2 separate regions of the Homo sapiens genome follow, and region 2 is linked to region 1. The links are chromatin loops, found by intact Hi-C in ENCODE. Cell type or tissue: body of pancreas. All regions are shown on one strand. Each heading gives the region's core, and the rest is flanking DNA. Links, peaks and the distances in the headings are about the cores only. Region 1 overlaps TENM2 (teneurin transmembrane protein 2). Region 2 holds the start of TENM2 (teneurin transmembrane protein 2).

The links. A loop is a pair of places that touch in the nucleus more often than their neighbours do. Peaks named below come from ENCODE experiments on the same cell type or tissue, not always from the same donor. Only the 100,000 strongest peaks of a DNase experiment are listed, where the experiment ranks them.
Region 2: it touches region 1 in a loop (2.2-fold over the local background); 4 of 110 quality-filtered maps call a loop at or near these places.

Annotation. Positions count from the first base shown.
Region 1 is chr5:167,025,012-167,035,579 of GRCh38, forward strand. All of the region lies in intron 1 of TENM2 (teneurin transmembrane protein 2), which reads left to right. Among named protein-coding and RNA genes, the nearest start is that of TENM2, 51 kb to the left of the region's middle. In body of pancreas, for the core only: a CTCF peak has its summit at 5,693 (motif pointing right); DNase peaks (open chromatin) are centred at 4,690 and 5,710; H3K27ac peaks cover 400 bases.
Region 2 is chr5:166,974,067-166,984,634 of GRCh38, forward strand. TENM2 (teneurin transmembrane protein 2) reads left to right here and starts at 4,963. Exons shown (of 31, transcript NM_001395460.1): 1 at 4,963-5,457. RefSeq lists enhancers at 4,020-4,521, 4,522-5,021. In body of pancreas, for the core only: no CTCF peak of the experiment used is centred there; DNase peaks (open chromatin) are centred at 4,555 and 4,875; H3K4me3 peaks cover 1,697 bases; H3K27ac peaks cover 4,211 bases.

The DNA of each region.
Region 1 (10,568 bases), core at 848-8,847:
TTGTAGACTGACAGTGATATTTTTATCCAGCTTCCAGTTGATTCTAAGGTACAGGTGATGTTGAAAAACATTGGCTTAGATCTGTGCAATCTAATAGAAATATAATACAAGCCACACGTATTTTAATGGCCACACTTAAAAAAGTAGAATGAAATAGGTAAAGTTAATTTTAATAATATATTTTTTAGCCCAATATAGCCAGAATATTATCAGTTCAACATGTAGTCAATATTAAAAATATTTAAAATATTTTACATTCTTTTTTCATACTAAATCTTTGGAATCCAGTGTGTATTTACTCACATCTTAATTCAGATTATAAATATTCATCACAACTATTTGATATACATTTGGAGTGTACAAAATTTATAGTTACAAAAGTAGATTTCCATATACAAGTTGTTCATCACACATTTAAAAGTTTTCCAATAACTGAATACATTTCGTCATTTAAAAATTTAATTGTAAATTAATTAAATAAAATTAAAAACTAAGTTCCTTAGTCATATTAGCCACATTTCAGGTGTTCATTGCCCATATATGTCCAGTGCCTACCCTGTTGGGCAGGGAAACACTAGACGGTAAGTGTAACCTACTTTCCAGTATCACAGAATGCTGGGTAAAAAAATAAAAAACAAAAACAGAACAAAAAGCACCTTGAGTTTTATAGACAGACATCAATCCCAACTCTGTGCTGTCAGATTATAGATTGGTTAATGCCTGCCAGTTTTCATTTCACATCTAGAAAATAAGAGTAATATTACCACATTACCATTAGAATGAAATACGAAGATAGTATGTCAAGTTCCTAGTATAGTGCCTGGTGTATATAATCCGCTTCTCATTAGTTAGAGCTTTCTTCTACCTCATACCTCTCTACCTGTAATCTTTCAACTCAGTTGAACCCCCATATTTAAAAAAACAAAAAGGATGAAAATTTTCATGTCTGTACACCTTTGGTGGTGATTAGCTTTCCCTCTAAATTCCTTTCATCCCTATCCTTTTTTCTTGCCCTGGTTATTTTGTTCATGAAGCTCCCCCACTAAACAAGATAATATGCATCTATTAATATATATTTTAAGATACTTTACTTTTGGCAGTGATTATATATGTTTTGTGTATTCTGTATCTGAGTCAGTAACTGCACACTGGTCAGCCACAAGCCAAATCTGGCGCATAATCCTGTTTGATTTTGCCCACTGCAGTGTTGGCTCAGACAGGGTTAAAAACAAATGGTTGCTAGCATTTTGGAATCAAACAGATTTGGATAGAACTTAGATGTGCAGCTTCTTTTGAAAATAATAAAAAGTAGCACTGGCAACACAAGGCCTGCGTTTCCACATAGTGGTAATCTGCTGAGCTGAATTGAAGCTATTCCCTTTAGGCCACCTGTGTTCTCCAGGTATTGACAGTCTCCAGTATTCCCTCTTGTTTTTCTGATTCTGAAGCTGAATGTCAGTTGTTGTTTATCATCACTCATGCTAGCAATTTTGATATACCTCTCACACTTCTGTCTCTAGCCAAAGTATGCCAATGAATCCACCACTTCTGATCCGTTTCAATGTTAAATCTGTCCTCTGTAACTCCACACCTTCTCCATCCCTACAAAAAAACCTAAGGTCTTTAGCATGCGCAAGTATGAGATCATTTTCATCTGATTCCCGGTGAGGCGTATAGACTTTTAGAGATGGGGCTTGAGTGCTTTATTTGATGTGAGATAATGAATATCCTGAAATGTGCCTTTTGCTTTACAAATGTGTGGAAGTTTTCCAGTTTGGTTAAAACCCCACATGGAGTGATCTTCAAGCCCAAAGGACAAGCCACATTGCATCAATTCTAAACAGGATTTTTTGGAAAATGGTAGCAACATAGCGAATGAGCTACTTGAAGCAGAACCCACTGATTTTTTTTTTCAGACTAGTCAGCGTTTTGGTGGTAGTGCATGATTATATCTAAGATGCTAGCAAAGCCCTTGGGAAGCAAAAGAACAGATACCGCTTATCAACTTCTATCGTTGGAGTAAGACCCCAGAATAGGAATGTATATTTTGTTTAGTTCTTAAGAGACTCTTCAAGGACTTATGGAAGAATTTCACATTTCCGTAACCAAGTTGAGAAACTTTGACATATGATTTTATCCTTTGTAACCTAGAGTTGTATTCATAGGATGGGTTGGGGGATATTTTCAGAGGATGTAAATTACTAAGGAATTATTTCACATTTTGAAGTTTTGAGAGTTACTTTTGGTTTTTTGAAATAAAAATATTTTCAGAGGTCATTAAGCTAAAGTTTCTCATTTAATGCTTTAGGAAGGAAATGAGGTCTAAGGAAGGTTCACTGGTTGAGCCCAGTTCGCCCAGCTAGATATTGAGGAAGTTTCTACTTGAATTCAAATATCCTTTCATCTGGTAAAGCTCATGAAATGCTTATCTATTAGCATTTAGTTTATATCTAAAATTATGTTAGGATCATAAGGATAATACTGCTAACTTTTAAAAAATGGTAACATGTTATTTTGGAAAATTTGGAAAATTATGCCATTGGTATAGATCATCGTGTATTATTTTTAGAAAAAGTACTTTAATTTTGAAAAAAATTCAAACTAGAAATATATTTATTGATCTTTTTCCTGATTATAATGCAAGATCATTTTAATTTGATTTAAATAATTCAGGAACATTTAAAGAAGAATGAAATATCATCTAAAATCTTACAGGCAAAGATTAGCAATATTAGTACTTTGGTGCATATTGTTTCAGATATCCATATAAAATTTTACATAAGTGGGCTGGGTGCGGTGGCTCATGCCTGTAACCCCAATATTTTGGGAGGCCGAGGCAGGTGGATCATTTGAGGTCAGGAGTTGAAGACCAGCCTGGCCAACATGGTGAAACCCCTTCTCTAGAAAAATTAGCCGGGCCTTGGTGGCGCACACCTGTAATCCCGGCTACTCTGGAGGCTGAGGAAGGAGAATCGCTTGAGCCTAGAGGCAGAGGTTGTGGTGAGCTGAGATGGCACCACTGTACTCCAGCCTGGGTAACAGAGTGAGATTCCATCTCAAAAAAAAAAAAAAAAAAAAAAGTTACGTAGGTGGGATGACACATTTATATTTTAAGCATCTTCTTTTTGCCTTTTCTCTTTTAGAAGCTTACCATCATTCCCATGAATAAAGGGCAATATAATTTTTTATGGTGGCCCAAGAACGTCATTGAATAATATGCTAGAATTTATTCTGTCACCATAACATTTAAGTTGTTTGTAATTTTTTACAAGACACATAAAAATGAACATCCTTATTTAGGTATTTTTAGACAACTCTCTGTTTTCTTGAAATGAATCCCTAGTATTGGAATTAATGAATCTAAGGATATACATATACATTATATATTTTGACACATATTTACAGAGATAGTAATTTAATGTTGATTTACCCATGTTTTTACCAGCAGTGTGTTTTATCATGTTTTTATTCTTTGCCAATCTACATGAAAAAATGTATCACTTTGATTTTTATATATTTGGTTAATATTTCTTTACCAAATTTCTTTTGTGAATTTTTTAGGTGGGAGTATGTTTTTAAAATATGTAAAAACAATATATTAGATATATCAAATAATATACAGCATATGTAAATGATATTAATATATAAAACATACATCAAATAGCCATATTTATGTATGCCATATATAAATATATACACATTTATGTACTTTCTCTTTAGAAAATGAAATCCAATTCAATGTGTCCGCTCAGTAAGGTAACTAAAGACACTAAATTGGTTTCATCTATGAGGTTGTTAGTAGCACCTGTCCCAAGCAGTCGAAGCTCTGCCACTAATGAGGCAATGTGATTGGAGGCCTGTGTTTGCATTCTTTTTAGATCTAAATTTTCGAACTTATTAGATGAGGAGGAAATTATAAGAAATTATTTATAAGGACCCTTCCAGGTCTAATTTTTTTTAATGTGTTTGCATTTTATTAAGGTTTTCTAATACCGTTGAAGCTCTGAAAAGCATTAAACTTCTTAATAGCAAGACATGAAAAATTGTAACTCAGCAGTCTAATTTGATCAGTTAAACAACACTGTACTTAATTTTAGTTTTTTATTTCAAGCAAACCAAGTCATTTTAATTGTATGGCTTATATATCCTGGGTATTTGAAATCATAGGATTCATTTCCTGATGACTAAATCTCCCGTTGCATTATAATTTTCAGTATAGGAAGCTGAGCTGAAGTACTTTCTTCTTCCCTGATATTCCATCTAATAGTACAGATCCTTGACCTGTACTATTCTCAAGGTCTTAAACATAGCAAGAATACCATTTTCTTCATCAAATGTAATAAAGACAACTAAAAATTTTCGTTGATCCCCTTTGGCCTCTAATGAGCCAATAGTTAAGGTGAAATTGATGCTTTAGTTTGTCTGAAAGATTGTGCAAGGGTGGAAGGGCAGCAGCTCAGCATCTGTGCTGTGGTGGACACCTGCCCTTTCTCTTCACATCTCCCTTCAGCACTGGGAGTTAAGACTAGTGAGTAAAACCTCCCAAACCTGGCTCCATTGCTTTCTAAGTATATTGGCAAGTGACTTATCAGGCTAATCTCGGTTTCATCATCTCTAAAATTGGAATAAAAATCCCTTCCTCATGGGGCTGTTGCCAGGGACAACAGATGTTAATAATTGCTGACGTTTGTCCAGTGCTGTGTGCCAGGGGCCATGGTCAGGGCTTTGGCATGGTTCTCACAACCTTGCACACTTGACACTTGATCCTTAATGAATGTTACTTTATTATTTTCACAATCATCTTGCAGGGGTGAAAACAAAGGAAACATTTTATTCCAATTGTGTAAGGGAATATAAAGTGGATGTGAGGAGGTTCCTGGCTGAGCCTTGCTTGCAAACCACCTGAGTCCCTGACTCCTGGAAGCCCTGGAGCCAATGCATGGGATCTTTACCAGGACAAAATTTCAAATAGCCACATGAGTACTCTTCTGATTTTGACAAAAGCAGTCAGTGATTTCTGAAAAACAAACAAATTAAATCCATGATCGTCAGGGGTCGACCAAACATCCTAGGTAATCGCTGACAACGTCCTCATCCTCTATTCAATGGTCACTGCAAACCAATTCCTTTTTACTGTTCTGTATCACGTTTTTCTTCCTGAGCTCTTTACTTCTTCACTGACCACCTTCTGAACACTCACACTTCTCCTTAGGCAACAGACGCAGACTACAGGCCGATTTGATATGTGGAGTTTTTGTTTCAAATGTTTCGTTGTAAACTTTTAAATGTTGGGAGTTTAAAATAAAATAGAATCCAAATTTCTGAGTTTGAAATTTCTGGCTTTTCTTGAAAAAATTGGTAGCCACAACAGCCCTGGGCTCACCTTGCCCACATCACTGCAGTTGGTCAGTGGCCGCCTTAGGTGGACTGCCTGCTCCTGCCCCGTTACCCCCAGCGCTTTCTCTCTTTTTTTATTTACCCAGCTTTACTTTTCATTACTTACCTAGTCCTACAGACATACTTGGCGCGTGACCTGTGCCCCATGCAGATTTGCTCTTTTCCTCTTAACTTCCACTTGCTTGCTTTCTTCTGACATCTCTCCTTCCTTCCCCGCTTCCAGGAGCCAGCTCCGTGTTTACATCTTCCTTTCTACTCCTCGCTTCTGTCCCTGTAGTAACGCGAGCAGAGCAAGGAAATGAGAAATGCTGGGTCCTACCAGCAGGGGGTGGGAGAGTCCCAAGAAGAAAAGGGAAGGAGCTTCTTTGTAGGAAGACCTGACACCCTTTTCCTACCTGTAATTACTGCTGATGCCTGCCAGACACCCCTGTTATTTACCACCTCTTCCTCCCTCTCACTTTCTGCAGGGCTCATTGGGCTGATGGTGGGTATTATAACGGAAAGGCCTTCATCCAGGTCCATGTAGCGGTGCGCCTAAGCACCTGCGGGCTCTGCATCAGAATCACCTAAGGAGTTGCGGAGCATGCCGCTTCCTGGGCATTTCTCTGGCAATTTGATTCAGTAGATCTGGAATCGAACCTTTTAGAAGTGAGCCGCGTCTTCCGAGAAGCAGTTCCCCAGAAAGACATTTGGAAGCCAATCCAAACTTCCCTTTAAATGTGGGAAAACTGAGATCCAGACAAAAGGCAAGATTTTCTAAAAGGCTCATTCTACAAAATAGTGTTTAAGTCTAGGATTGAGAAATCCACTTCATGGGAACATTCATTAGACGTGCCAGAGGGTATTTGTTTTTCAGTGCAATATCCAATCTAGGCCAGTTTTCATTTCAACCAAAGCTACAGAGAATTTTAATGTTGGAAGTTTCATATTATTTTTTAATCCAGATTTTTAAGAAATGGCCTCCCTGAGCCTGGATTCCCACATAACACCACTTAAGTTAGTAAACGCAGTCATCTGAGTGCTTGAGTCAGTAGTTGGTTCTGAAATAGGACAACTTCATGGACGTACATAATTACAATTATAACAAGAGCAAAATGAATGGCTTGTTAACATTGGAGAGGTTTCTTCCTCACATATTTCCTTGTATTCTGTTGCATATTTGAGGTTTTTTTTGAGATGGAGTTTTGTTCTTGTTGCCCAAGCTGGAGTGCAATGGTGCCATCTCGGCTCACTGCAATCCCCGCCTCCTGGGTTCAAGCGATTCTCCTGCCTCAGCCTCCCGAGTAGCTGGGATTACAGGCATGCGCTACCACGCCCGGCTAATTTTTGTATTTTTAGTAGAGACGGGGTTTCTCCATATCAGTCGGGCTGGTCTCGAACTCCCGAGCTCAGGTGATCTGCCCACCTTGGCCTCCCAAAATGTGGGATTACAGGTTTGAGCCACTGCCCCCAGCCTATTTGAGTTTTTTAAAAGCCTTGAGAATTGCTTTTGTTTTTTTACTACTTAATGACCTCTGTGCAAATTCATTTCATAGGTTGAGGCTCTGAGCAGCAGGACATTTTCTAATCATGTTTTGCCATAGTTAGAAGGTAGACAGCCATGACTGCTGGATTAAAACACCTAGGTCTGTGAACTTTGCGGCTAATGTTTTTTCGGAATTCCACAGAGAACCCAGAAAAGGATATTAATTTTAAGTGAATAAGTACAATTTTACTCACAGTCTGGGGAATATTATAAGATTACAAGTATAGCTAATTTCAAGAATTTTATGAGCTTTCGTAGAATACATACTCAAGGGTAAAACCTCAAAAAATTTGCATGCATGTAATTAAACAGCAAATAAGCCACAACAGAGAGCAGTGGTACAATCTGCAAATCTGTCCTTAAAATTTGCATTGAATGCTCTCCTTACGATTCAGTGGGATACATGTTTTTTGCTGCCTCTGCTTTTGGGTTTCTGTATAGTCAAGGGTGAGTCACAAAACAGTTTTGATCACTGGTAGGAGGGATTTTTGAAGGGGGTGAGAAACCTAGAAAGTAAAATCTTGGAAACCAACGAAATGCCCTTGTGTTTTATTAGCTAGCACTTTTTATAGTTCACAATAAAGTCAGCTCGGAAGGTCACTTCTTGAACACAGCTATGAATATTGTAATGTGTGAGTTTTCAAATTGTTTATAAGCAGACTGGGTGAGGATTTTTAATAAATACTTGGCCAAGAGAACTATTCTGATAGATACGTATGGGAATCGTGCAATGAAAATTGGAATTGGATTCCTCTCCTTTCCCCCTACTTTTTCCTCACCCCAAGGCAGCAAGTTCCAACTACATTGAAAATGTGGTTACTATATTCTTGTTTTTCTTTTTGCATTTGATATTTTTAGAAAATGTGGGGGTATTACAGAGCTATTTACATACCTTATTTCTAACTCAGCTGAAGGATTTTGTCACCTTTATTCCTGGCACCTTTATTCTTGCCATCTTATATATATATTTTAAAGTTTCTCTGTGGTAAACACAAGGTTCCCACAGATAAAATTCTCACCTGAATGACTTTCTTTTTCAGCTCAAAAATTAAGGTGTAATTATTGGACGCAATACCAAGTAGGTTCATGTAGGTAGGGCAATGGGAAAACGTCAGTGAGAGACAGAAGTTAAAAAGCAGAAAGCCCATAGGTTTGCTGGAATAATTTTCTCCATGTCACATCCTGGACAGACAAGTGTTTGATCAAAAGGACAAGATGCAGGTTAGTAATATCTGCAGAAACAGCATTAAAGTTAGAGTCAATAGTATATTGTGATGATGCACATCTATAATTCACATCCCTTTATTCGTGCTATTTTTTGGAGAAAGTTCACTTCGTAAAACAATGCGATTCACATCAATAAAACTGAACTAATATACAACATTGCTGATGTACAGATATTCTTCTACTTGATTTATGAAACAAGGTGACTAGGATAAAGCAGTTTGGCTCAAGTTCAGTTTTTAGCCATTTCAATTTCATTTCTCAAGCTGTGATTTGGGCTGTGTGCTGTTGCTTACGTTTATCTTCCTTAGTTATGAAGTTAATTATGACAAGCTGATTGTGGTCTTTAGCACTGATGAGTGGCCTTTGAAAGATTTGTTGGCAATTTTGCTTGATATTTCTTTTTGTTGAACATGCATTTTAAAAATATGAGAGCCAGCTAGTCAGTTTCAGTTTATTTTATAGTAATTTTGTACAGTCGCTTCCCATCTTTTATATGAAAATATATTACAGAATTTTTGTTCCTAATGCTGAAGAGAGATGACAATGAAACTTTTACAGTGGGATCATTTGAAAGTAGGTAAGCATATCAACATAAGTAACTTAACCGTATTACCCTGAGTAACATTGATATTCATTACAGAAAGCATTTTTGTTTTTAGCAAATGTAAGTAGACACACTGTCAACACCTAACTGTCATTCAACATGTGTGACTCAATAAATTTTTTAGGGGAGGTGGAGTATGGTATTCAGATTCTCAAGAAATACTAATGCTGCACATAAAATTCTTATATCATGTTGTAGAACCCAGAGATTTTTTATTTTTCCCACTTTAAAACAAGTATTTAAAGATATAAGAAGAAAATCTTTTGGATGAAATATTTTTCTTGTGTATTCTGAAGGAAACACCCATCTTTCTGACCATAAATGTACCTTAATTTTTCTAACTCCTCAAGATAATAATGCAAATAGTTGTTTGCCTACAACTAAGACTAGCCCTTTGGTATAATGCTCTATATCAGAGTATAGCATGTACGGGCTTGAGGCATGATAGATTCGCTTATACATGTTAGAATGAGATGATAAACTAATTCATTGTCCTGCATTGGTATCCCAATATTGTACTCCTTCCAATGGTCAGTAACAAAAGATAGCTAAGAGAAAAATAGGTGTACATGTGAAATTATTTTGGCCGGGCGCGGTGGCTCACGCCTGTAATCCCAGCACTTTGGGAGGCCGAGGCGGGTGGATCACGAGGTCAGGAGATCGAGACCATCCCGGCTAAAACGGTGAAACCCCGTCTCTACTAAAAATACAAAAAATTAGCCGGGCGTGGTGGCGGGCGCCTGTAGTCCCAGCTACTCGGGAGGCTGAGGCAGGAGAATAGCGTGAACCCGAGAGGCGGAGCTTGCAGTGAGCCGAGATCCCGCCACTGCACTCCAGCCTGGGCGACAGAGCGAGACTCCGTCTCAAAAAAAAAAAAAAAAAAAAAAAAGAAAATATTTTAAAGTGGTTCAGGAAAATTGGTGTGAATTGTTATTATTATTTTCCTCCAATTGGTTTTTCCAAGAGACTCTATCTGTGTCGACAATTTCCGAGTCTCTTTGAGGCTCAAAGTCATGGGTGGGTTACCCTACTTCACTTGATTTGAAGCCCTAGTCCCAGAAATTCTCAGCTACAGTGAGGATTAGTACTCTTCTAAGATGCCGGGCATTTGTGTTGGTGGTTTTTTGTTACAAATGAAAGTGCTTTAGTATTTCTTGGTTTGTGGGCCAAGCTGTATTTCCTTATGAGTAAAGAACAAACCTACACACATATAACAATGTTTTTAAGATAGGTTGAGGGGGTACATTAAACAATCAGTTTTTCATAGACAGTCTTTGCATTCAGGTACCCAGCTGCAATTTGAAATCAAATAACAATTTAATTTTGCTTTTCATACTTTCCATTCCTGAAATGTCACCACAGACTGTATTTTATTTGAAACAAGCAGAGATATTACTATGCATAGTAGTTCTTTAATTGCAGCATATTTCATTAGGTTGCACACATTAATTACACTCTATTGGAAAAAAAAAAGAAAACTGGAAGCAACCACATGGTAGTTAACTTCATATGAATTTTCATGAGTCAATATACACATTGGTTTGATGCTATTAGATGAGTGATCCTCGAAATTTCATAATTCGAGGACTAATATGACCAAATGTGTAATTACAGAGTTGGCAAGTTTAACCACTCTGAAGAACATGTTTTAGTGCATCTGCTTATTTAAAACTTTAATCTAAATTCAGATTATTTGATGTTAGCCACTGACAATGATGTCGTTCATCACCATTTTCTATGTTACCTCAACTTTCTTCTATTCTTGATAGTATTTTCACAGTCTCCTATCTGTTGGTCAGGTTATACATATTTGTT
Region 2 (10,568 bases), core at 1,206-9,205, 51 kb before region 1:
AATTCTCCAGTACATATACTCTGTAAAGGATTTTACAAAATTGATGAGAATGTCTGTTGAGACTGTGTGACCTGGGAAATGGTTGACAATTACAGTGCAATGCTATTTAAAAGCGAAGGGAATAAAGGCTCATCAATGAGAACTCAGACGCCTTTGCTCCAATGACACTCATTTTGTTTGGTCTTTTGCCCTCTAAGCTCCATGTACATCAGTTTTTCTAATTTGCCAAATAAAACAAATAATGCTCCCTTAGAGAGGCTATCCTAACTGAGTTTAAGTGTTCTTGGAAAATAATGATACTATTATACACGAAGTGTTGTGCACACCAAGTACAAATGAGCCGTCACCATCACCCCTCCCTACATCTGCCTCCCTGTTCAAATGGATGTGGGAAGTTCGAGGCAGCAGAATGAAGAGTTCACCATACAGAATTCGGCAGCAGACAGACCTGGTATTACATTCCACCTTGGATACTTACTAGTTGTATGAGTTGGCTGTAACTGATTTGCTCTTTTGAAGCCTTTGTTTCTCCATCTATAAAATGGGGATCATAGAGTTGCTATGAAGAATAACTGTGATGATCTACATTAAAATGCCCAGCTGTTACACGACTTCTCAAAAAGCTTAAAAGTTCGTGTCCTGGGTGCCCCAGCAGAATATCAACTAACACTTTAAGTATTCTGCAAAGTTTTCCTTGAAGGTTGCCCTTCATGCCTTTCTTAACCGGTTATTCTCATCACGAGTTAAGGATTGCACTGCACATGTGAACAAAAATCAACTTACCTTATACACAGGAAGAGGTTTTCAAAAATCCCCGAGACGTTTCTGCTGCCTGAAGCATTTTCTAGGGAATACATTTATTCTGGGGAGGGGGGTGGAGGAGGGAGAAAAGAGAGGTTAATATTTAGCCTTTTCTTAGAAACTTCACTTTATTCATAACATTTCAGTGTAGAGCAAGTTAATGGCCAAACAATTGCAAGAAACAAATCCACAGTCAAGGGCTGGTATGTATTTGTAGCTGGATGCATATGTCTATAGCTGTGAGGTATGTAAATAGAACGGATACAGTTTGTGGATGCTCTTTGTGTGCACTTACAGAGAGGACAGAACAGCGAGATGAATGCTGGAGATAAGGTAGAGGATGCAAAGGATGGAGATATTTTTCCATGTGGAAGCATCTCATTCTTACAGACCTGATTGGTATAGCCTAGGGATCTCTGCAACGGGCTACACACACTGATCCAGTTACAAAGTAATACTCCAAAATGGAAAGGTGTTTAACAAAAGCTTCCTATTTGTAATCAAAGCTTCCCTTTATCACTGAGCATGCCCAGCAGTCAGCTTAGAAGCAGAGCTGGACAAAATGCAGTTTTTACTTTACCGTGGCTTGTAGCCACTGCTGCTGCTGACAATGAGCAGGGAGGCAGTGAGGCATTGGGTTCCAGGTAAGGCCTGAAAAGGCAGAGGAACAGGGGCCTGAACAAAGGTGGAGCCTCGAGGAGAGGTAACAGGTGGGAGGAGTGGTGCAGAAGGCTTGCTTGGCTCTGGACAGCATGTCCTCTCTGAGTGAGGGTTCCCCCAGCCAGGATTTGCTGAAAATCTTGGAAAGCCCCAGTGCCATTTACAACATCCTGTACCACACGTCTGCAGTGAGAGATGCCTGGGTTTAGAATGTAGCTCTGCATTGTGACACTGGTTGTGACCTTGGTAAAATAACTTTAAGTCTTTGAATCTCAAATTCCTTATAAGATTTGATGAAGGGGAAAATGCACCGGCAGTATCTCTCCCTGGCAGTTAGATCCTCCGGCATTATCAAATACTATAGCATGGCTAAACTGCAACACCACACTGACATCACCTCGCCCCCATACCAACCTCCTCTGAAACGGTGAAGACAGACCTGGCCTCAAATCCTAACTCTGCTACTTACTAGCTGTAAGACCTTGGGCGAATTGCGTGTGTGTGTGTGTGTGTGTGTGTGTCTGTGTGTGTCTGTGTGTGTGTGTGTGTGTGTGTGTAAGAGAGGGGTTGAGAGAGGAACAGAGAGTGACTTTAGCTGGCAGATACTATGAGATAAAATGGGAAATTAAAGTAGACATATCACTGTACCCCTGGAGTTTATAGTCAGGTTTGTTGGGGAGTCTGTTTCATTGTCTGTAATTGGAAATAACCATGCTTAGCCAAAAGAATTGTTAAGGTTAAAATGAGAAAAAAAAATCTGAGCAAGTTGCCTAGCACATGGTGGGTGCCCATAGTAGATTAAGAATATCCTTGGCGAGGTGGCTAATGCCTGTAATTCCAGCAATTTGGGAGGCCGAGGCGGGTGGATCACTGAGGCCAGGAGTTCAAAATCAGCATGGCCAACATGGTGAAACCCCATCTCTACTAAAAATACAAAAATCCGCCGGGCGTGATGGTGCATGCCTGTAATCCCAGCTACTCCAGAGGCTGAGGCACGAGAATCACTTGAACCTGGGAGGCGGAGGTTGCAGTGAGTGAAGATCGTGCCACTGCACTCCAGCCTGGGCCACGGGGCAAGACCCTGTCTCAAAAAATTCTACTGCATGCCTCTTTAATTCTTACTATACTGAATGATTTATCTCTGTTACTTCTGTATTCCCCCATAATGCCATCCCCAGCATCTGTCTACCTTATTTCCCATGATCCCCTTTCATGTAGTCTGATTGGCTGTTGGACAACATGACAGGGGTTAGTCATGTGGACTGTAGCACCAGACAGACCTGCGTGGGAGTCCTTCTCTGCCAGTTATCCAGGTATGTGACCTTGGGCAAGCTACTTAATCTTACTCAGCCACATTTTACTCATCTGTGAATTGGGAATAAAAACAGCTCCCCTCTCCTAGGAATTATTATTCTTATTCCAAGAGTAGTTTGTGTGTGTGTGTGTGTGTGTGTGTGTGTGTGTGTGTGGTAGAGAGTGAGAGTGAGTTTAATTAAAAGAGACACATTCTTGCCCCCATGGAGTTTACAGTCTAGAGGGTTCATGTGTGTCTAGGAGACATACACTAGCTAAATCATAACACAAGTGGAAAACTGAAGCTACCACAAATTTTTTAAAGTTACATGATGCCTTGAACACCTGTAATAACCCAGAAAGATCTCACGACTTCCCTGAAGAAGTTGATGCTGGAAGAGATAGATGAAGGATAAATAGGAGTTTGCTAGATGAAGAGGGGAGAGAAATGCATTCCTAGCAAGCCCTCAGTAAATGCCCCTCATTAGCATTTTAAGCATATGATCACCGTCTTCTTGTTAGAATATAAGCCCAAAGAGTATAGAGATAATGCCCTTGTCATCCCGTCACCACTAGGATAGCACCTTGAAGGAAGTAAATGCTCAGTAAATATCCTTGAATGAGTGAATGTTACAAAATCAATGAATTTCTTGAATGAAATCAAAAGTAACTGCCATGGCCTCATCCCATGGCTTTATTCAGAAGGCAATTAAGGGAGATGCAAATTCTAGTAAAAAACAGCATAGACCTTGCAATAGGACAAACAGTGTCTTCATTCAGGGCCTGTCCCTTGAGGGAAGTGACACCACATCTCAGTCTCAGCCTCCTCATATGTAGAAGGGGGGTAGGATAGTTTCTTTACAGAGTTCCTTTAAAGATTAAGATGGCACCTAATTAAAGGATGAACAAGAGTATGTAATCAAGAGATAAGTATTATTAATATTAGTACTATGAAGACATTGGCAAATTTCAGGCATGCAGTTTTTCAAGGTTTGTAGGTTATTGAAGACAACAAGCCAGGTACAGCTTGAAGGCCAGAGGATGTTATCACCCAAACACCCACCAGGCCTTTACCTTGCTGTACTTGCCTAGCGTTCATCCACACTCCTCATCCTGTCTCCAGTGACTGAGGGCCAGACTGCAGGGTTTAGATTCTTGATGTATTGGGTATGATATACTAGCAGTTGGTAACATTCTGGGGCCTCGGTTTCCTCCTAGGGTGGATCATACAGTGTCTGAACAGGTTAAAATCAGATAATTCATAGGCAACACATTCCACAGAGCCTGCACAGAGCTGAACAAGCAATACTTGTTCAGCTGTTACTATTAAAACCACCAGGCCCTGCTGGATTTTCTGTTAATTACCCTGTAAACTGAAACAGCCTTTCCTGGGCTAAGAATTGTTTCTTTTCAAAGATTCCCTATATGAAAAAAAGAGAAGTAACTCCTCTCTGACGTCTGGAAATCTAGCTTCCCCATCACTACGTCCTTGGGTGCAGGTTCAGAGCCACCGGGCAGCCTAGATGAGGCAGGTGAGCAGCGGCTGAAGACTCTGGAACCTTTGCTTCTCTCTGGAAGCTGCAGAGCTCGGCTCTGCCCTGCTCTGCGTTCCTAACCCTGGAAGAAGCGGTCTGGGTGCAGCCAAGCACTGGACATGCTCGCGAGAGCCAGGGCAGGCTCGGGTCGTCCGCAGGACTCGAAGGCTTGCTGTGCTCTCCTGTTTGCAGAGACCTGGGTGTAGCTGTGGTGCATAGATGTGGTGCATCGGGTGCCGAGCGGATCCCTCGGTGCGTGCAGCTAGGGATCCAAGCCTCCTCAGGCTAACCCTAGAGCCGAACTGAACTCTGAGCCGCCCGGGGTTCGCGCGCTCAGTTCCTGGTCTTGGAAACGCCCAGCTGGGGTTCTCTCTGCAGACAAAGGGGTGCACGTGTCCCTAGCGCCCCTCTTTCTCAGCCGTGAGCCCCTCCCTGGCTGCGTACCCCGCAGCCACAGCAGCTGCAGCCCCAGCGCCACCACCCAACCCCGGCGGCCTGGGCCGGTGCGCGCTCTCGGGGCCCAGGGATTGGCTCGCACTCCCCATTCAGGGACCGCGAGGGCTAGCGGGCGGCGCACGGCGCTCTGTGTGTGTGTGTGTGTGTGTGTGTGTGTGTGTGTGTTTGTGTGTGCGCGCGCGCGCGTGTGTTGTGCGGCGCGCGGGCGAGCGCGTGTGTGCGCGCGAGAGCTCGCGTGCAGGAGTCACTGGGTGTGCGTGCGTGTGTTATGGGTTTGATTCCAGAGCAGGTTGCACATTGGTCCTGGGTGGCTCGCAGGCTCAGGTCGTGCTTGGGCGTCCTCCTCCTAATCGTTTCCGAAGTAGCAGCAGCAGCACCACCACCAGCAGCAGCAGCAGCAGCAGCAGCAGCAGCAGCAGCAGCAGCCGCCGCGGCAACATCGAGCTCAGCGGCACAGCAGGCAGAACTGTGCAGAAGCGAGCACCGTTTGGGGAGTCCGGGGGGCGGGTAAGAGGGAGGAGGGGGAAAGCCTGTCTTGGTCTTTGGGATTATTTTTTTTCCCCTTCTTTCCCTCTCTCTCTCTTTCTTGAGGGTGTGTGTTGCCCCCTCGAAGTGAAGGAATTTTGCTCCAAAGCGAGCTGGGACCGAAGACTCTAGGCTAAGTTATCTATGTAGATGGTGTCAGGGAGCGAAGCTACTGACCGAGCTGCTGGTAAATGTTTTTCACTTCTTACTCTTTAATGCTTAAGGCTTTTTTCCCCTTTTCTTTCTTTCTTGTTTCCTTTCTGTTGCTCCTCATTCTGCAATCGCTCCTGAATCAGCTGCAGTTCTCTTTCTCTCCTTGCGTTTGTGCAGTTTACAACTTGTTTCATGGTTTTCTATGTATTTTTTTTTCCTCCTTCATCCTCAGATGAATGCTGGAACATTTAAATTCGGCACTTCGGGAGGTCATCATTAGTTGCATGAGTTTCAGGGGGGGAGGGGAAAGATTGCTAGAGCAGACTGTTATTTCCCTGCAGAAGGACTGCCGGTTTCTCTCTAATGTTCATCGCAATTATAGGGATTTTTTTTTAGGATGCATTTTAACGTTGCATTGCTGTTTAAGGTTATCGTTCTCCAGGATTACAATGCATTTGACTCAGTTTTGACAGCATGAGAGATGCCAGTGATTCCAGAACTACTGTATGGTACATGCTGGCTAAAATATTCAAAATTGCAGGAGGAATCATTTGCATTCCAAAAGAGAATTTCTTTAAAAATGCCGTTTTGCATCACATTGCTACAGATTTGCAGGAGGCAATAATAGACACCACTACCCATGTTGCTTGCAAAAGATAATAAACATATAAGTGCTTTAGTGCATCACATACTGTCTTGGGCTCCAGTGATTGAGCTATTGCTAAATTTACTTAATAATAAATTTAGGGCTATGGAGAAAGAGGGAGATTGCTGGTACTGTTTTATTCAAAATTGTGAGACACGTACAGCAATATCTCTCTTAGATCTTACTTGAAGTGGCATCTTGTCAATGGAGGGGAGGGTTCTGCATACACATGGAATAAAATTATTTAAAATAGCCAGCATAATGAATGCAAATTGAACTCTAACTCTTTTCTTAAAAATAGAACTCACTCTGTAACTCTGGCTGCCGGGATCTGTTTTAAATATTATTTAAAAATTAATATACAACAGCTCTTTAATGCATTCATATCATTTAAAGTTCTTTGGAGGGTTCTTGATCATTACCATGTTTTATTTGTTTTGCTTTTTTCCTCTTAAGTTTTCAGTTCCAGTTGAGTAGAAAAACTGAAGGGCCAGTGAGTAAAGGCAAATCAGCAATTTAGAAAGGAATCAGTGTATAGTTGTAAAATTTCTGCTAAGCCATGGAAAAATGAACTAATATAATGGCAGCTTAAATGGAGGAAGGGGGCCTCTGTGGTACAGCAGGTTGCAGTTTCTGTACATGTATCATCATCCTGAGAAACCCTGAACTCTAAACTGAGATGAGGACATCCAGTTCAGGGATACTCTGAGACACATACATTCTACAGAGGGAAAATGTTGTTATTCAAGGAACCCTCCTTCTGCTAGGTGGTTGCCACATCATAGAGCAGCAACTTGTCTATGTGCCAAGAATACGTTTGCAATAATACTCTTAAACTTTGTTTAAATGTAAACTTAACTAATGTTGGAAGAACTACATGAAAAAGTGAAGGCTCTTCAGCCCCAAAAAACAAAACAAACTGTAAATTAACTCAACTAGTCAGATCTTCTTTTATGTAGAAAAAAACCTACTCTAAGGCACCATGCAAATTCACCTGTTCTGGGTCCCCTGTGTTGACAAAAGCCTTTCTTAAAATTGTGAACAGAATTCCTAAGACCTAAAGCTTATTTCTTCCTTTGTAGTCTGCTGAAAGTAATAAGGCATTTTATTTAGAATGAAAGCTCAGCTTATTCATGGGTCCCTTGAGATGGCAATATTGCTGTTTTAAAATATTTTCATGGACCTTTGAATGGACTGTTTTGATCAAGTTAGTGGGGGGAAAATCCAGCTTGCATTCATTAAGACCACAGTTGTCTTTGAGTGAAGCATTTGTTTGTCTAGGTACTAAAGAAAAATGATTTCATATAGTAAACTTCAATCCTAAGAACCCAAGGTACCTAAAGCGTCAGGTTCCCTCCTTCTAGGACCCAAACCAAAAAGCAATATACCCCATGCTGGGCAGCTGTATTATTTCTCTGGCATATTCCACACACATGTGTAGGAAAAGATAACTGACCAGGCTAAGGGCTTATTTTGCTAGGCTCGTGGGGCAAGATTTCTAATTGTTATGTAACATATTCAGATCATGAATTTATTTATGAAACATCAAAATTAGCTTCAGTTTCAGTATCTTCACTAGACTCGAAGACTATGAGTACGTTGATTTAAAGAACATTTTTTTCCTACTGAGGTTGTTTTTTTTACCCAGCCACCCCTCTGTCTACTTCTAGTTTCCTGGCAACTTCTGAAAAGCTCTGATAATTTGTGTTAAAATATTAAACATATCTACATTTTGGGTGTGATACCAGGTTAGATTACTATTCAAACAACTGGATTTGTATGACTCTTACATCGTTTGGTGTGGTATTGTGTTTGTGGCTTGTTGATGGGTTTATTATGATAATAATTATTAAGTTTGTTAATTAAATCTTAACTAAGCTTCTTTTAACTTTTTGTGCCTAGTGTTGATTTCAGGTTAATGTATGAAAATAATACTATCATCTTGATAGCCTTGCTGGTAACTTAGATAGTTTCATTTCAACTGGTCTTCTTGTTAAATTTCAGCATGGCATTGGACTTAACTGGGGAGAAGGTAACTTGGGGTGATGGCTATGTAGAAAGATAGGTATCCGAGACTGTTGATTCATGGAACTTGTCAATCACATTTGGCTGTATTGTTAGAGTTCCTACTTTCATTTTGATAAGAATGGAGGTTTCTCTGCATGTGTGAATCCTTTATTATGCTATAGCTACTGAATGTTTCTTAACATTAATTGCTATTTTTTCATTGTGCAATTGAAGGGAACTTTGAACTACTTGTGTGTTTTTAAGGAAAACCTGTTTGGCTAGTTTTTTTCATTGTTTTCTTTCTGTGCAGATTAATTTTGAGAAGTGATTTCTGGTGAAATATGGTCAAGGTCATTTCCAAGGGCCTTTTTGTCCCTTCCCACTTGAGAACTAAAACTTAAACAGAAAGACAGACTTAAAGAGGCACAACTTAGCATCACCCTACTTAGCTTGAAGGGGGCAACATGAAAAGCCTATGTTATTGTCTTTCATTACTTTGTGTAAAGCAACAGTTTTGTTCTTTGAACTGCTGGTTCCCAGTAGCCCTGATGTACTCACAAGGAGAAACCCCCCATTCTGCACTCATAGTATATACCACAGATTCCCAACCTTCAGGGAACATTGCAAGACATATATATATGTTTTTTTTGGGGGGGGGAGGAGACATGTCTTTTGATACATTCTCAGTAGTAGGGGACATAGCAGTATTTGATTAAGCATGATGTATTTTCTAACTACATAATACTCTGCTTTAAGTTTTGTGAAAGCAACAGTAATTTTATGAGTCTTATTTGCTGAGAGCAAATAGCAGTTTTGTCAAAGTATTCTTTGTACTTCTGGTTTATATTTTGCTTTAAAGAGGGAATGTTCACATTGTTCAGTACTATGCACTATCAGCAACAGACTTTTTAAAAATTATTTTGGGTTGTTTTCTCTCCTTAATAAACATAAACCACTACTTAACATAATTATTTTAGGTGTTTTAAGACTGTGTAATAAGAGGATAATATATCAGGTCCTGCTCATATTTCCAAAAGATTTCATAAAGTTATGGAGGTAGAAAATGTTTTCCCTAAAATTAATGTTACTCATGACTGCAGTCTATTTAATATATTGTATACTACAGTATGATTCTGAAACTGAAATACTGCATCCTTTTTATGAATTCTTAATGGGAAAAAATGAAGCACCTCAGAAATAGTTTGCAAGTAAAGTTCCTTCGTTTTTACTGCCAGACTTTCACTGGCCCACCTCTCCTAAGTATAGAATTACGAGCCTTTCAGGTGAAAAGAATGATCAGGGAAAAAGTACAGTAATGTGCTTTTCGAATGTACTATGAGTGAAAAGAGAGCAGGTGTTTTTACACTTTTCCTATGAGTTTGATAAAGAGAAACTGAAACCAAGTAACACAGCTAATATGTTAGAATAGAATCTATATTCCCCATAAAGATTTTTTTCTACTGAACAATAGGAATTGATCTTTGATGGAACAATTGACAGCATCCCTTATCTTATCAACATGGTGTTGCTCTTGCCAGAATATTCGTGGTAGATGCTAAAGAACCACCTCTGTCTTGGGAAATATAACAGTGCATTGTTTGGGGGGAAAGAGAGGGTTTCTTTGAAAGTTGAGACTTCTCAGGACTTGACAGCAATTCTTTGAGAGACGCTTGAGTCACTTGGATATTTGTTTAGATGACCTATGGAGAAAGCCCAGTGTACTCTTCCATCTCTAATTTAGTTCTGCTACAGGTTTTTGGAACATAAATATGAAGTTTTCAGCTCATTCATTCTTACTATTACATGAGTTTATGATTTCTGGAATGTGATGCAGATCTATAAAAGTATAGAACCCAGCTTTCAAAAAGTCAGTCAGTTTTACTGCTCTGTTGACTAAATTATTTAGCTGTATGTAAGCTTAAGCTTATTTGAAAAAATATTAGAAGTTTTGTATAATCTTTTCTGTTAATATGACTTTTGTAAAGTGCTTTTATTAAGTTATATAAAAGGGAGTTATGTACCTTGTAAAATAAAGAACTCATTTATGAATTTGGTTCCAAAGAATAAGTCATTTCTTTTGTTTATTTAGGTTTTGCAATTTTTAATTTACCTAGTAGGAGACAAGGACTAAAGCGGGAGGATGTAATTGGTGTGATGAAGATGAAATTGATACTAATGATAATATACCGATTCTAAATCTTAAGGTGGGACACATCCTGGAGGATTCTCTTGGAAAAACTTTACATTTAAATGTCATTTTTATTATTGCTTAGAACTTCACTGATACTCAATATTTTGACATCTCTCCTACTTCAATTAGAAGAATAAGTGTCTATGTGGAAAAAAAATGCTACTAAATAGAAATGATTTTTGGCAGAGGTTAAAAAATCTCATAATGTGAAATAATTACTTCAGAAAATTGTATAAGCTGCTTGCTATATTTGTAACATGTTTTTTTAAAAAAGTCACTTCAAAATTTTATTGTAAATGTT